Regions from separate parts of the Homo sapiens genome. Here all the other regions are linked to region 2. The links are chromatin contacts, found by Hi-C or POLR2A ChIA-PET in ENCODE. All regions are on one chromosome and are shown on one strand. The core of a region is the stretch at or near the end of the contact, and the rest is flanking DNA. Distances in the headings are between cores, read along the strand shown. Region 1 holds the start of POLD4 (DNA polymerase delta 4, accessory subunit). Region 2 holds the start of TMEM134 (transmembrane protein 134). Region 3 holds the start of GSTP1 (glutathione S-transferase pi 1). Region 4 has its middle 25 kb from the start of GSTP1.

Region 1 (3,044 bases), core at 324-2,823, 120 kb after region 2:
GTGCCCCCACAAGCTCCCTCCTCTAGGACGCCGATGGGGAGAGCCAGGCAGGACGTGGACCCTGAAGACATGGCCTGCTCCTCTGCCTCCCCTCTGGTGGTCTCCTTTCCAGAGCAGCTTCCTCCCTTGTGCCCACGTGTACCAGTGGCTTAGCCCTCTTCCAGTGCAGAACACCCAGACCCCAGAGCAGGGAAAGGAGGAGGCAGAGGCCTCTGAGCAGGCAGCAGCCCAGGAGTCTGTGCCCCACCCTCCCAGTATCCCTGGAAGGAAGAACCGGATGGGATCTCTGGAGGGTGATTAGAGCTGGGCTGGTCCCTGTGCTGGTTCCCAGACTCCCACTGGCCAGTACTTTTGCCTCCTGCCAGGAAGTTGGTGAGGGGGAGGCAGCAGTATGGGTGAGTCAGTGATGACAGGAGCCCAAGGGACAAAGGTCATGGGTGGAGAATTGAGAGACATTGTTTACAGCAGTCCACCTCCTCCAGGAGGCCTTCCAATGCTAATCATCCCTGTGGTCCTAACCAATCTCTGACCCACCCTTTCCCTCTTCTGGTAGGAATTATAGCCTCTCACTGACAACTGTGCATCTGTCTGCCTTGTGACAGTGAGCTCCTGGGGTGCAAGAGAGACTGTGGTTTGATTGGGGCCCTACAATGCCTGTGACTATCAGCAGTGATAATCATTTAGCTATACTTCCTACTTTCAAAAACTTTTTGACATCTATTTTAATTAACATGTGGGAAAGTGCTTAGAACAGTACTTGGCACATGGTACGTGCAATGAGTGTTAGGTTTATTATTAATATTTTCTGCTCAGACTCACATTATTGTGAGAGACAGGGCAGATTTTGCCAGTGAAGAACTAGGGATCCAAACACATTGTGGTGGGGGGACCAGACCCTTGCTCTGCCTTCCTACTCAGTATGGAATCTTCCTGACTGGTGGGGCGGGCCGGACACGACTTGGGACCCCAGGAGAGTCAAAACGGCAAACACTTACTCGGACTAAGAGTGGGCAGCATCTTTGGGCACAGACTGTGAGAAAGGAGGTTTCAGAACCCATGGGCTTCTCCAGCCAGGTCTCCTGGGGCCAGTGGGGGTTGGGTGGGAGCCGGGAAGGGGCCTGGATTAGCCCAAACTCTCTTCAGACCTCCAGACCTGCCCCCACAAGGCGGGGCGGGCCAAAGGACCGAGTGAAGGCTCCAGCTGGACTCTAGGGAGTTACAAACTGGCCACGGGGATTAGCGAAGCTGAAAAGAACATTTGCCTAGGAAGGGAAAACGGGAAGTGAGAGGCTGAAGATAACTCTCCTGAAGTCTCTCGGGACCCACAGCAGACCAATGGGGGCCGGGGAAGGTGGTGAAGTCGGGGCATCCCGACAGGTCCCCCGCCCCAGCCTGCCCCTCCTCCCGCGGCCCACAGCTGAGGCACCGCCCCGCCCCTCACCCTACACTGCCTACCATTGGCTAGCGCCAGGGCCCCGCCCCGCATAGGCGGCCTGCCATTGGCTGAAGTCTTTCCTGTTTGCGTGCTTTTGGGGGTGGGGGAGGCGTCCCTCCCTGGACCCCGGCGACTTCCTCTCTCGGTTTGTCTGGGTCATCTTGTCTGCCCGCCGCTGGCCTGGCCCCGTCTGTCTCTCTCAGCAGCTGTCTTTCTCGCGCCCACTGGCCGGTCTCTCCTCTTCCCCGCAGTTGCCTCCTTCTCTGCCTGCCTGGGTGGCCGCCATGGGCCGGAAGCGGCTCATCACTGATTCCTACCCGGTTGTGAAGAGGAGGGAGGGGCCCGCTGGGCACAGCAAGGGGGAGCTGGCACCCGAGCTAGGTCTCTGAGGTGTGAGGGAGGCAGGAGGAGTGGACACGGAGGGGCCTAGAGGAGGCCCCTAGAGGGGCGGAGGGGCCGATGGAAAGGGAAAGGTGGCCTGTCCTCCCCTCCCGACACCAGGTCTAGCTGCGGGGTGGCAGAGGCAAAGCGGTGGTGAGGAAGGCTGGGAGGTGAGGGGCAGGAGACTGAAGCCAACCTCGTACTGAAGAGCAGCTGTCATTGCAGGGGAGGAGCCCCAGCCCCGCGACGAGGAGGAAGCGGAGCTGGAGCTGCTGAGGCAGTTTGACCTGGCCTGGCAGTACGGGCCCTGCACCGGTGAGAACCCACCCAGCCCCACGGAGGCGCCTCTCCCAGCCAGTCACCCACACGTCTCTGAAGTCACCCAAGCGCTTGCGTGACTCTGACCCTCAGGAACTGTCTCCCCCCAACACACACATTCTCCAGCTCAGACTCTACCCCACCCCCCACAAGTCTCCAGAGTCTTCTTCCCACCCTGGCAGGGATCACACGGCTGCAGCGCTGGTGTCGGGCCAAGCAGATGGGCTTGGAGCCTCCCCCAGAGGTGTGGCAGGTGCTGAAGACCCACCCCGGAGACCCCCGCTTCCAGTGCAGGTCAGAGACAGGCCGGGAGGGCTTTCAGGGGAGCCAGGGCCTTCTCCAGGCACTGTCACCCTGCTGTCCTGACCTGAGGGAGAAATGGATGGAGGGTTGGAAGGCCTTGCTGAACAGGCAAGAAGATTCTATGAGGTGCCTGGCTCAGGAGGACACGCCACTATAATAATTCTTTTTTTTTGAGACAGAGTCTTGCTCTGTTGCCCAGGCTGGAGTGCAGTGGCGCGATCTCGGCTCACTGCAAACTCCGCCTCTCGGGTTCACGCCATTCTCCTGTCTCAGCCTCCCAAGTAGCTGGGACTACAGGCGCCCGCCAACACGCCCGGCTAATTTTTTCTATTTTTAGTAGAGACAGGGTTTCACCGTGTTAGCCAGGATGGTCTTGATCTCCTGACCTCGTGATCCCACCCACCTCAGCCTCCCAAAGTGCTGGGATTACAGGCGTGAGCCACCACACCCGGCCAATAATTCTTACCTCTACAAGCTAGTGGGGGGCAAAGGTACACCCAGGACCCAAGGAACTATCTATTTAGAACTGAGGGGTTTCCCAAGGACTATGGGCATGGCCAAGAATAAGCTGGTGAAATCAGATCCAGGGACTCAACAACTGATTCTC
Region 2 (2,917 bases), core at 418-2,917:
GCTCTGGGGCCCATCTACTCCTCCCAGGCTCATCAAGTCGGCCTGCCCCTTTCCTTGCTGCTCAGCCACACTGGTTTTCTCACATTCTTCCTCCACAGGCCAAGCTCCTTCCCACCTCCTGGCCTTTGAACGTGCTGTTCCCTGGTGCCAGGAAAACACTGAACCTTGCTTTTCTCACAGCTGGCTCCTTCATCATCGGCATTCCTGCTCAAATGTCACCTCTTGGAAAGGTCATCTTTGAGTACGAAATCTAAAGTCAGTTTTGCATCACACAGCACTTGAAACTGTCTCATTTTGCACTGTTTTATTCACCACTGTATCTATAGTGCCCAAAACAGTGTTTGGCCCTAAATAGATGCTTAATAAATACTTGTGGCAGAAATGAATGAGGGGTTTGCCAAAGTCCCAAGTACTTACAAGTGGTAGAATGGGGATTTGAAACCAGGTCCACCTAATTCATAGAGTACTTCTGCTCTTCCACCCCCACCGCCCCCCACCACGGTTCATTTTTTTTTTATGGAGTCTTGCTCTGTTGCCCAGGCTGGAGTGCAGTGGTGTGATCTCCACTCACTACAACCTCTGCCTCCAGGGTACAAGCGATTCTCCTGCCTCAGCCTCCCAAGTAGCTGGGATTACAGGCACTGGTCACCGTGCCCAGCTAATTTTTGTATTTTTAGTAGAGACTGGGTTTCACCATGTTGGCCAGGCTGGTCTCAAACTCCTGACCTCAAGTGATCCACTCTCCTTGGCCTCCCAAAGTGTGAGCCACCGTGCCCTGCCAAGAGTTCAGATTTTATTCTAAGTGCAATGGAAAACCAAGGGAAGGTTTTTTTGTTTGTTTTGTTTTGTTTTTTGAGACGGAGTCTTGCTCTGTCGCCCAGGCTGGAGTGCAGTGGCTCAATCTCGGCTCACTGCAACATCTGCCTCCCGGGTTCAAGCAATTCTTCTGCCTCAGCCTCCCAAGTAGCTGGGACTATAGGCATGCACTACCACGCCCGGCTAATTTTTGTATTTTTAGTAAAGACGGGGTTTCGCCTTTTGGCCAGGCTGGTCTTGAACTCCTGACCTCAAGTGATCCACCCGCCTCGGCCTCCCAAAGTGCTGGGATTACAGGAGTGAGCCACCGAGCCAGGCCAGCAGCAAAATTTTTAAAAAGGGTTTTCAGAATAACACACGCAGATAAAAAGATTTGTTTTAAAAGATCACTTCGGCTGCTGCGTGGAGACTGACTGGAAATTGGAAGACACATAAGCTCTCTGAGCCTCGGTTTCCACATTTGCAAAAATGGGGAGAGCACCCCTCCGGTGCGGGGCTGTTGTGAGTAAGGTGGGGAAACAGTTCCCAGGAGTCTCCTTGGCACTCGAGGAACAGGCTGCGGTGCAAAAGGCCCTGTCAGGGACCTGGAGGTTGGGGCGTGGAAGCCCCTCCAAGCCCCCGCACATACACGCCTGGGGGATGTGTCCGAGCCCGGCACGGGCTGTCGCTTGCCATGGCGGCCACTGAGTGGCGTCACGGGGCGGGCGCGCTCCGTCTGGAAGAGGCTCCCACCCATCAGCCCGCTCAGGGCTCGGCAACTCTGGCCTGCTTAGGGCGGACGGGGGCGGGACCGGCGCGTGGGGCGGAGCCAGGGTCGGAGGGGCGGGGCATGCGGGGGCGGGGCAGCGGCGACGCTGGGTGTGTGGGCGCAGATGGCGGCGGCGCACGGCGCCTGAGCGGGCCGGGGCCATGAGCGCCGCCCGGCCCCAGTTCAGCATTGATGATGCCTTCGAGCTGTCCCTGGAGGACGGGGGCCCTGGGCCCGAGTCCAGCGGGGTCGCGCGCTTTGGGCCGCTGCACTTCGAGCGTCGGGCCCGGTTCGAGGTGGCTGACGAGGACAAGCAGTCCCGGCTGCGCTACCAGGTGAACCGCCCGGCCCACCTAACCCCCTGCCCCCGGCCGGACGGGACCCCAGGCCGGGCCCCAAAGGCCTCAACTCGGGGAAGCATCTGCCTAGAGGCCCCAGCTGAAGCGCGAGACCGCCCCCCCGCCCCGCGGACGTGACTCTTGATCCAGAGCCCTGCCCAGGCCCTCCCGGTTCCCATACCGGGCCCCAGCCAGCCGGGAAGAGCCCAGTGCCCGGGCCCGGGAGCTCATCCCTCAGCTCCAGCTGGGGAACCCAACCGGATTCCCCACTCATCCTGGCTACTCGCACCTGGCCCCCGCTGGGTTGGGGGAGCTCCTCTGTATCTGAACCAGACCTTGCCCCACACGCAGGAGCATCCCCTGTGCCCCAGGCCAGCTAAGCTGATGGGAACCCGCACGCCTTTCTCTATTCTGAAAGCCCTCTCCCTAATCCCACCACCACCCCTAAGAGCTGGAGCTCCTCTCACATGACCAGTCCTTGCCCACCCTTTGGCTCCCACTAAACCAGAAAAACCCATTTTCCCAGAAAACCTCCACCAACCCTAGGCTGCTTTTCTTGGAGACCTGGACCAGAACCCTGTGCCTTGAACCTGGGAACTCTGGGCCTGGCCTTTCCTGGCACCCCAATTCCCAAGCTCCCATTCTAGGCCACTGAATGAGAGCTCCACCCTAACCCAAAGTTGGGAGCTCTCCTTTCCCTGGGATCTATGCAGGCTCCTGCTCCCCAAAGCCCTGGCATCCACCCACCTCCTACCTGGTTTCTGTGAATCACCAAACCCGTTCTGCGGGGAGGGCAGAGGGCCAGGTGAACAGCTGCCAGGCGGCCAGGCAAATGGTTGTGTAGGCCTGCTTTTCTCTTCCCGGGAGGGAGTGAGGAAGGGCCCCAGCCCAGCAACCCCCCTGAGACCTGTGTTCTGCAACAGAACCTGGAGAACGATGAGGATGGAGCCCAGGCCTCTCCGGAGCCGGATGGGGGAGTCGGCACCAGGTTAGGGCCAGGTGGGGACCCAACCCT
Region 3 (3,271 bases), core at 310-2,809, 110 kb before region 2:
GACCCAGCCCCTGCACCCTGACCCAAGAAGGGGTCAGCCCAAGCCACCTGAGGGGTAAGGGGGGTGAGGGCACAAGAAGCCCCTTTCTTTGTTCAGCCCCCAGTGCCCAACCCTGGTGCAGATGCTCACATAGTTGGTGTAGATGAGGGAGATGTATTTGCAGCGGAGGTCCTCCACGCCGTCATTCACCATGTCCACCAGGGCTGCCTCCTGCTGGTCCTTCCCATAGAGCCCTGGGGTTGGGTGGAGGGGAGCAGGCCGCGTGACTGGGCGCCTGATCAACACACAGTCACTGGGGATGGGCCAACCAGGGGGCTGTCTGTGAGCCCCAGCCTGGGAGGAGGGGAAGAGGATGTGCGTGGAAGGATGAGAGACTGCCACACAGCAGGTGCTCAGAGCTCACCTGACACCTGGGAGGCAGCCTGGCACAGGGCAAGGATTGCAGGCACCCAGGCTTGACCTTGGGCAAACTACGTAACCTCAGTGGGTCTCAGTTTCCTCCACTCCAGAGGGCTGCGGGGCAGCTGATTTAAACAAAAGGGCTCCGGGGGCAGAGGCTTGCCCATGCCTGCCCTGGACTTGGAGGTTCAAGACTCACCAAGGGTGCGGCCCAGGTGACGCAGGATGGTATTGGACTGGTACAGGGTGAGGTCTCCGTCCTGGAACTTGGGGAGCTGCCCGTATAGCTGTTGGGGGAGGCATGGCTCAGGGAGGGGCACTGAGCTTGGGCGTCCCCCGATCCTAGTCACAGCCCCCTAAGGCCCAGCACCCCCTCCCCTTGCCCGGGCATGGTCACTTACGCAGGAGGCTTTGAGTGAGCCCTCCTGCCACGTCTCCACGGTCACCACCTCCTCCTTCCAGCTCTGGCCCTGATCTGCCAGCAGCATGCGCAGGGCCGCGCAGCGGCCTGCGGGGAGGGAGAAGTACGAGATGTGGGGACCGGGCCGACTCCGCCTCGCAGCAACCCGGGGAGGGGTCAGGAGTGCAGGGAGGGAACAGGGAAACAGGTTCCTCCGAAGATTTCACACAACACTGGGGCGGGGAGCAGGCATGGCGGGAGAGGCGGGGAACAGGAAGGAGGCCCGGGGTAAAAGCCACACGACGGAGGGATAAGGGGGTTCGGATCTCTCCGGGTGGGCGAGGGGCTGTGGGCTGCAGCCCCAGCCCCTGCCTCCCTTCCCTGCCAGACACATGCTCCTACCTCGAACTGGGAAATAGACCACGGTGTAGGGCGGCACTGCAGCGAACAAAGAAAAGTTTGCTGGAGCCCGGGGGAGGATGCCAAGGCGCGGTGAGCGCAGTCTGCCCCCCCTCCCCGCCCCCGGGGTCCCATCCCTCCCCGAGGCGCTCCGGGCCCCCTGAAAGCCGCTAACGGCACTGGGGACGTCCTGGGTCCCCTAGGCCCCCGTCCCGGGTCTCGAGGTGGGCGAGGAGCCCTGCCGGGAGCCCGGGCCTGATGCTGCGGGTTGGCCCCATGCTGGGAGCTCTGAGCCCCATCCCCGGGGACGCGGGCCGCGCGTACTCACTGGTGGCGAAGACTGCGGCGGCGAAACTCCAGCGAAGGCCTCGCGGCCTCCGAGCCTTATAAGGGTGGTCCCGCCCCGCTCCGCCCCAGTGCTGAGTCACGGCGCCGGCCGCTCTTCTGGAGGGTCCCGCGGACTCCCGCCGGCCCCAGCCCCGGCGGCCGCTGCACCCCGGGCGTCGGCCGCAGAGGGGCGCCCTGGAGTCCCCGGAGTCGCCGCGCAGCTGGCCGGGGAAGCCTTTCCCTCTTTCCCAGGTCCCCAGCGGGGCCTAGGGAGTAAACAGACAGCAGGAAGAGGACCGCAGCGAAGTGTGCGCAGCGAACTGGCGCGCCGGGACATCGCGGGGGGAAATTCCCTAAGACCGCTGCGATCCCGGAGCTTGCACACCCGCTTCACAGGGCAGGGGAGAGGGGTGGAGGCCGCTTAGAGGAAAGGAAATTGCTTTATTTTATTTTATTTTATTTTATTTTTTTATTTTATTTTATTTTATTTTATTTTATTTTATTTTATTTTATTTTATTTTATTTTGTGTTATTTTATTTTATTTTATGACGTAGTCTCACGCTGTGGCCCAGGCTGGAGTGCAGTGGCGCGATCTCGGCGGCTCACTGCAACCTCCGCCTCTCGGGTTCAAGCAATTCTGCTTCAGCCTCCCGAGTAGGTGGAATTATAGGTGCGTGCCACATCTGGCTGATTTTTGTATTTTTAGTAGAGACGGGGTTTCACCATGTTGGCCGGGCTGGTCTCGAACTCCTGACCTTAGGTGATCTGCACGCCTCGGCTTCCCAAAGTGCTGGGATTACAGGCGTGAGCCACCACGCCTGGCCGTCCAACTTTTATTTGAAGTTCTGGGGTACATGTAGAGGATGTGCAGGTTTGTTACATAGGTGTGTGCGCCATGATGGTTTGCTGTACAGATCATCCCATCACCCAGGTATTAAGCCCAGTATCCCTTAGCTATTCTTCCTGGTACTCTCCCTCCCCAGCACCCCGCTCAACAGGCACCAGTGTGTGTTGATCGCCGCCATGTGACCATGTGTTCTCATTGTTCAGCTCCCACTTATAAGTGAGACCATGCGGTCTCGCTGGTTTTCTGTTCCTGTGTGAGTTTGCTGAGGCTAACGGCTTCCAGCTCCACCCATGTCCCTGCAAAGGACATGATCACGTTCCTTTTAGTGGCTGTGCCTTAGGCTATTTTCTTTGGCTTTGCTGCCTACTTTCTGTTGATTTGCAGATCTCCATTTATTCTAGATATTGATCTCTTGTTGGCTTTAGACATGACAGACAGCTTCTCCTATTCCATCAACTGTCAAGTTTGTCCAAGGAGTCTTTCATGAAACAAAACTCGTTAATTTAAGTGTAATCAAATTCAGCAAGGGATTTTTGTGGTGGGGAAGAGGTTGGTGTTTATGTTGTATCTTTAAAACTTCATTTAATGCAGCCATTAAAAAGAACTAGATCATGTCTTTTGTGGGAACATGGATGGAGCTAGAGGCTATTATCCTTAGCAAACTAATGCAGGAACAGAAATCCAAATACTGGATGTTCTCACTTGTAAGTGGGAGCTAAATGATGAGAACTTATAACACAAACAAGGAAACAACAGACACTGTGGTTGACTCCAGGGTGCAGGATGGGAGGAAGGAGAGGAGCAGAAAAGAGAACTATTGGGTACTCGGCATAATACCTGGGTGATGAAATATTCTGTACAACAAACACCGAAGACACGAGTTTACTTATGTAACAAA
Region 4 (2,909 bases), core at 308-2,807, 89 kb before region 2:
CCACTTTCTCACTCCAGTCCTCCTGGGCATTGCAGGGAATCGGCCCGTGATGGAGAATCAGGGTGGGGCATGGACAGGAGGCGGCACCTGGCATAGCCCAGTCCTCCATCTCCTCCTGCTGGTGCCCTCCACCCCTGCCTGCCTGACCCCAGGAAAAGCTGTTCATGGGACATCCAGGCCCTGGGCATAGAGATGGCCCCTCTCTGTCCAAATCACCCACCAGCCTATCTCCAGTCTTCCCTTAGGATTTGTTTTTTTAATATACATATTTTAAATGGAGATGGGATCTCAGTGTGTTGCCCAGGCTCGTCTCAAACTCCTGGCCTCCCACCTCAGCTTCCCAAGGCACTGAAATTATAGGCGTGAGCCACAGTGCCTGTCCAGGAATTTTTGAGAAATAAGTTTTCTCCACTTCATTACATATTGTTTTTATAATGAGCAGTACAGGAAAAAGCTGGCCAAAGGCATCATCTGGGCACAGCAAAGAAGGCACAGAGGGCACCTGAGGTCTTCGTCAGCTAAGCATCCTTTGCCTCTTCCTTTGGTAACAGAACCTCTCTTTCTTGGAGGAACCAAATCCATGTGATTGAACTGAAAGTGACCACTTCTGCCAAGGGGATAGGAACTGCATTCTCCTAGCCAAAGTGATTATTCAGGGAGGGGCAGGACCCAGTGAGCCACGCCAATGAAAGGCAACCCCAGAACTCATCAAAGAAAGCCTTAAAGTGACTTGGCCATATTTGCCACCCTGCAGGTACAGGCTGCCTGAGAATGAAGCCACAGAGAAGTAAGCAGTGTAGAGAAAAAGAATGCTGGCTGGGTGCAGTGGCTCATACCTGTAATCCCAACATTTTGGGAGGCTGAGGCGGACAGACCACTTGAGGTCAGAAGTTCGACACCAGCCTGGCCAACGCGGTGAAACCCCGTCTCCACTAAAAATTCAAAAATTAGCCGGGCACCTGTAGTCCCAGCCACTCGGGAGGCTGAGGCACGAGAATTGCTCGAACCCGGGAGGCGGAGGTTTCAGTGAGCCGAGATCGCACCACTGCACTCCAGCCTGGACGACAGAGCAAGACTCTGTCTCAAAAAAAAAAAAAAAAAGAGAGACAGAGGGAGAAAAACAATGTTTCATGGGGAGGAAGAGTGAGAAATGATGAAGAATTTGATGGAGCTCCTGGATCCAACGTGCGTAAAGCAGAAGCATCCGTTATCTTCCAGTTAACTGAGTCAGCAAATTCGCCTTTGATTGGGTTTCTGCTGCTTTCAATCAAAATCAGCCCAATACAAGTCGAAGAGTGAGAATGAGGAGTGAGCCCCGCCCCTGCTGCTGTGTGTGGCACATTTGCAGGCTCTGGGAGACGCTGGTTAGAGTCAGGGACAGTCGACGCTGTGGACCCCGTAGCGTGGCCTCAGCAAGCTGGAGCTGGGCCCAGGCTTCCCAGAATGAACCAGTAATACAGCAGTCAGTGTGCCTCCCCGCCCTCCTTGATTCCTGAAATAACTGGTTAAATATAAATTGGCCCCACCCCACTGAAGTACTCAAGAAGGAGAAAAAACAACTTAGTGATAGCAGTGTAGTCTCCGTCGAGTGTTTCTGGGCGGCACATTCACTAGAAGTCACGCCAGTTGCAAGTCAGAAACCCGGTGCTGCATGGGGTATGCTGCGTGTTGCCAACAAGTGACTTATTTTATCATCTACATTGCAAACCTAGAAGATGCCTCTTCAAAAGGTGTTGTTCAGAGAACCCCTGATCCCGCGGGGCTGGAACATGGACGTGACAGGGATGGCATCCTTGGCATGGCAGAGAGAGCAGGGGGAGCCTGGGTCCCTAACACCACGGAGTGCCCATTGCTTCGTGCAGAGGACACCGGACTTGTTGCAGAGTGAAAACATACTTCTAGCTTGTTTCAGCTGCTGCGGTTGGGGGACTTTGTAACCTCAGTGGGACTTGTATCTGATTAATATACAACCTGAAGTGAGAACAAGAACCAAAGAGAAGTAGGAAATGGTTAGGATTTTTTTAGCCCCGGAAGGTGAATTTATTTCTGAAAACAATCTTTTGTTTTTCTTTAAATAAAAAGCGGCTTTTTAAAATAAAGAAACAGCCAAACTAAATACATGTTGGGCAAATATGTAAAGACTTTGGGCTGGGCGCAGTGGCTCATGCCTATAATCCCAGCATTTTGGGAGGCCAAGGCGGGCAGATCATTTGCGGTCAGGAGTTTGAGACCAGCCTGGCCAACATGGTGAAACGCTGTCTCTACTAAAAACACACAAAAAAGAGCCGGGTGTGGTGGCACACACCTGTAGTCTCAGCTACTCGGGAGGCTGAGGCAGGAGAATCACTTGAACCCAGGAGGCAGAGGTTGCAGTGAGCCGAGATCGCACCACTGCTCTCCAGCCTGGGTGACAGAGTGAGACCCCTCTCAAAAAAAAAAAAAAAAAAGACTTTGAAAGGGGCCAGTTGTGGTGGTTCACGCCTGTAATCCCAGCACTTTGGGAGGCCAAGGCAGGTGGATCACTTGAGCCCAGGAGTTCGAGACCAGCTTGGGCAACATGGCAAGACCCCATCTCTACCAAAAAAAAAAAAAAAAAAAAAAAAGACTTCAAAGGGACAATAAATTACTAGCCTATCTGTGTCCATATTTCATAGTCTAGTCCCTAATATTTAAAACAAATAGCCTTAAGACGATTTGTGTGCCATTATTATACACCCCTTAAGCATATAAAAAGGTAAAAACATGTTCAGTGTCATTAGGAAATGCAATTTTTTTTTTCAAGATGGAGTTTCACTCTGTCGCCCAGGCCAGAGTGCAGTGGTGTGATCTCTGCTTACTGCAACCTCCACCTCCCAGATTCAAGTGATTCTCCTGCCTCAGCCTCCCGGGTAGCTGGGATTACAGACATG

What was found. A loop is a pair of places that touch in the nucleus more often than their neighbours do. ChIA-PET counts read pairs that join two places held with the same protein, here RNA polymerase II (POLR2A). Pooled maps may share reads with other maps.
Region 1: a map of B cell shows a loop between it and region 2 (12-fold over the local background). The contact joins the promoter of POLD4 here to the promoter of TMEM134 in region 2. A Hi-C loop is called at or near these places in 7 of 168 maps with a recorded cell type or tissue (B cell, CD8-positive, alpha-beta T cell, HCT116 and 4 more), 14 of 37 single-sample maps with no recorded cell type and 23 of 50 pooled maps. POLR2A ChIA-PET finds 5 or more read pairs at or near these places in 20 of 52 experiments (A549, B cell, CD4-positive, alpha-beta T cell and 17 more).
Region 3: a loop to region 2 is called in a map of PC-9, with 4 times the contacts of the local background. The contact joins the promoter of GSTP1 here to the promoter of TMEM134 in region 2. A Hi-C loop is called at or near these places in 1 of 168 maps with a recorded cell type or tissue (PC-9), 2 of 37 single-sample maps with no recorded cell type and 11 of 50 pooled maps. POLR2A ChIA-PET finds 5 or more read pairs at or near these places in 8 of 52 experiments (A549, Caco-2, MCF 10A and 5 more).
Region 4: a loop to region 2 is called in a map of endothelial cell of umbilical vein, with 3 times the contacts of the local background. The contact joins the enhancer-like site here to the promoter of TMEM134 in region 2. A Hi-C loop is called at or near these places in 1 of 168 maps with a recorded cell type or tissue (endothelial cell of umbilical vein), 3 of 37 single-sample maps with no recorded cell type and 6 of 50 pooled maps. POLR2A ChIA-PET finds 5 or more read pairs at or near these places in 1 of 52 experiments (HEK293).

The regions. Positions count from the first base shown.
Region 1 is chr11:67,352,075-67,355,118 of GRCh38, reverse strand. POLD4 (DNA polymerase delta 4, accessory subunit) reads left to right here and starts at 1,573. Exons shown (of 4, transcript NM_021173.5): 1 at 1,573-1,816; 2 at 2,042-2,131; 3 at 2,317-2,428. The coding sequence starts at 1,720. All of the region lies in intron 2 of LOC100130987 (a long non-coding RNA gene), which reads right to left. RefSeq lists a silencer at 1,256-1,505 and enhancers at 1,686-1,735, 1,729-2,310, 2,311-2,893.
Region 2 is chr11:67,468,001-67,470,917 of GRCh38, reverse strand. It overlaps TMEM134 (transmembrane protein 134), which reads left to right and starts at 1,667. Exons shown (of 7, transcript NM_025124.4): 1 at 1,667-1,899; 2 at 2,826-2,890. The coding sequence starts at 1,726. RefSeq lists enhancers at 1,263-1,442, 1,431-2,055 and silencers at 1,593-1,732, 1,943-2,082.
Region 3 is chr11:67,582,100-67,585,370 of GRCh38, reverse strand. GSTP1 (glutathione S-transferase pi 1) reads right to left here and starts at 1,559. Exons shown (of 7, transcript NM_000852.4): 1 at 1,527-1,559; 2 at 1,202-1,237; 3 at 801-907; 4 at 599-686; 5 at 130-233. The coding sequence starts at 1,527. RefSeq lists silencers at 1,180-1,329, 1,647-1,789, 1,340-1,959.
Region 4 is chr11:67,557,244-67,560,152 of GRCh38, reverse strand. No RefSeq gene overlaps it. Among named protein-coding and RNA genes, the nearest start is that of GSTP1, 25 kb to the left of the region's middle. Within about 2 kb of position 1,557, at least 10 of the 41 ENCODE cell types and tissues checked have a DNase peak (open chromatin) inside an H3K27ac peak, as active enhancers do.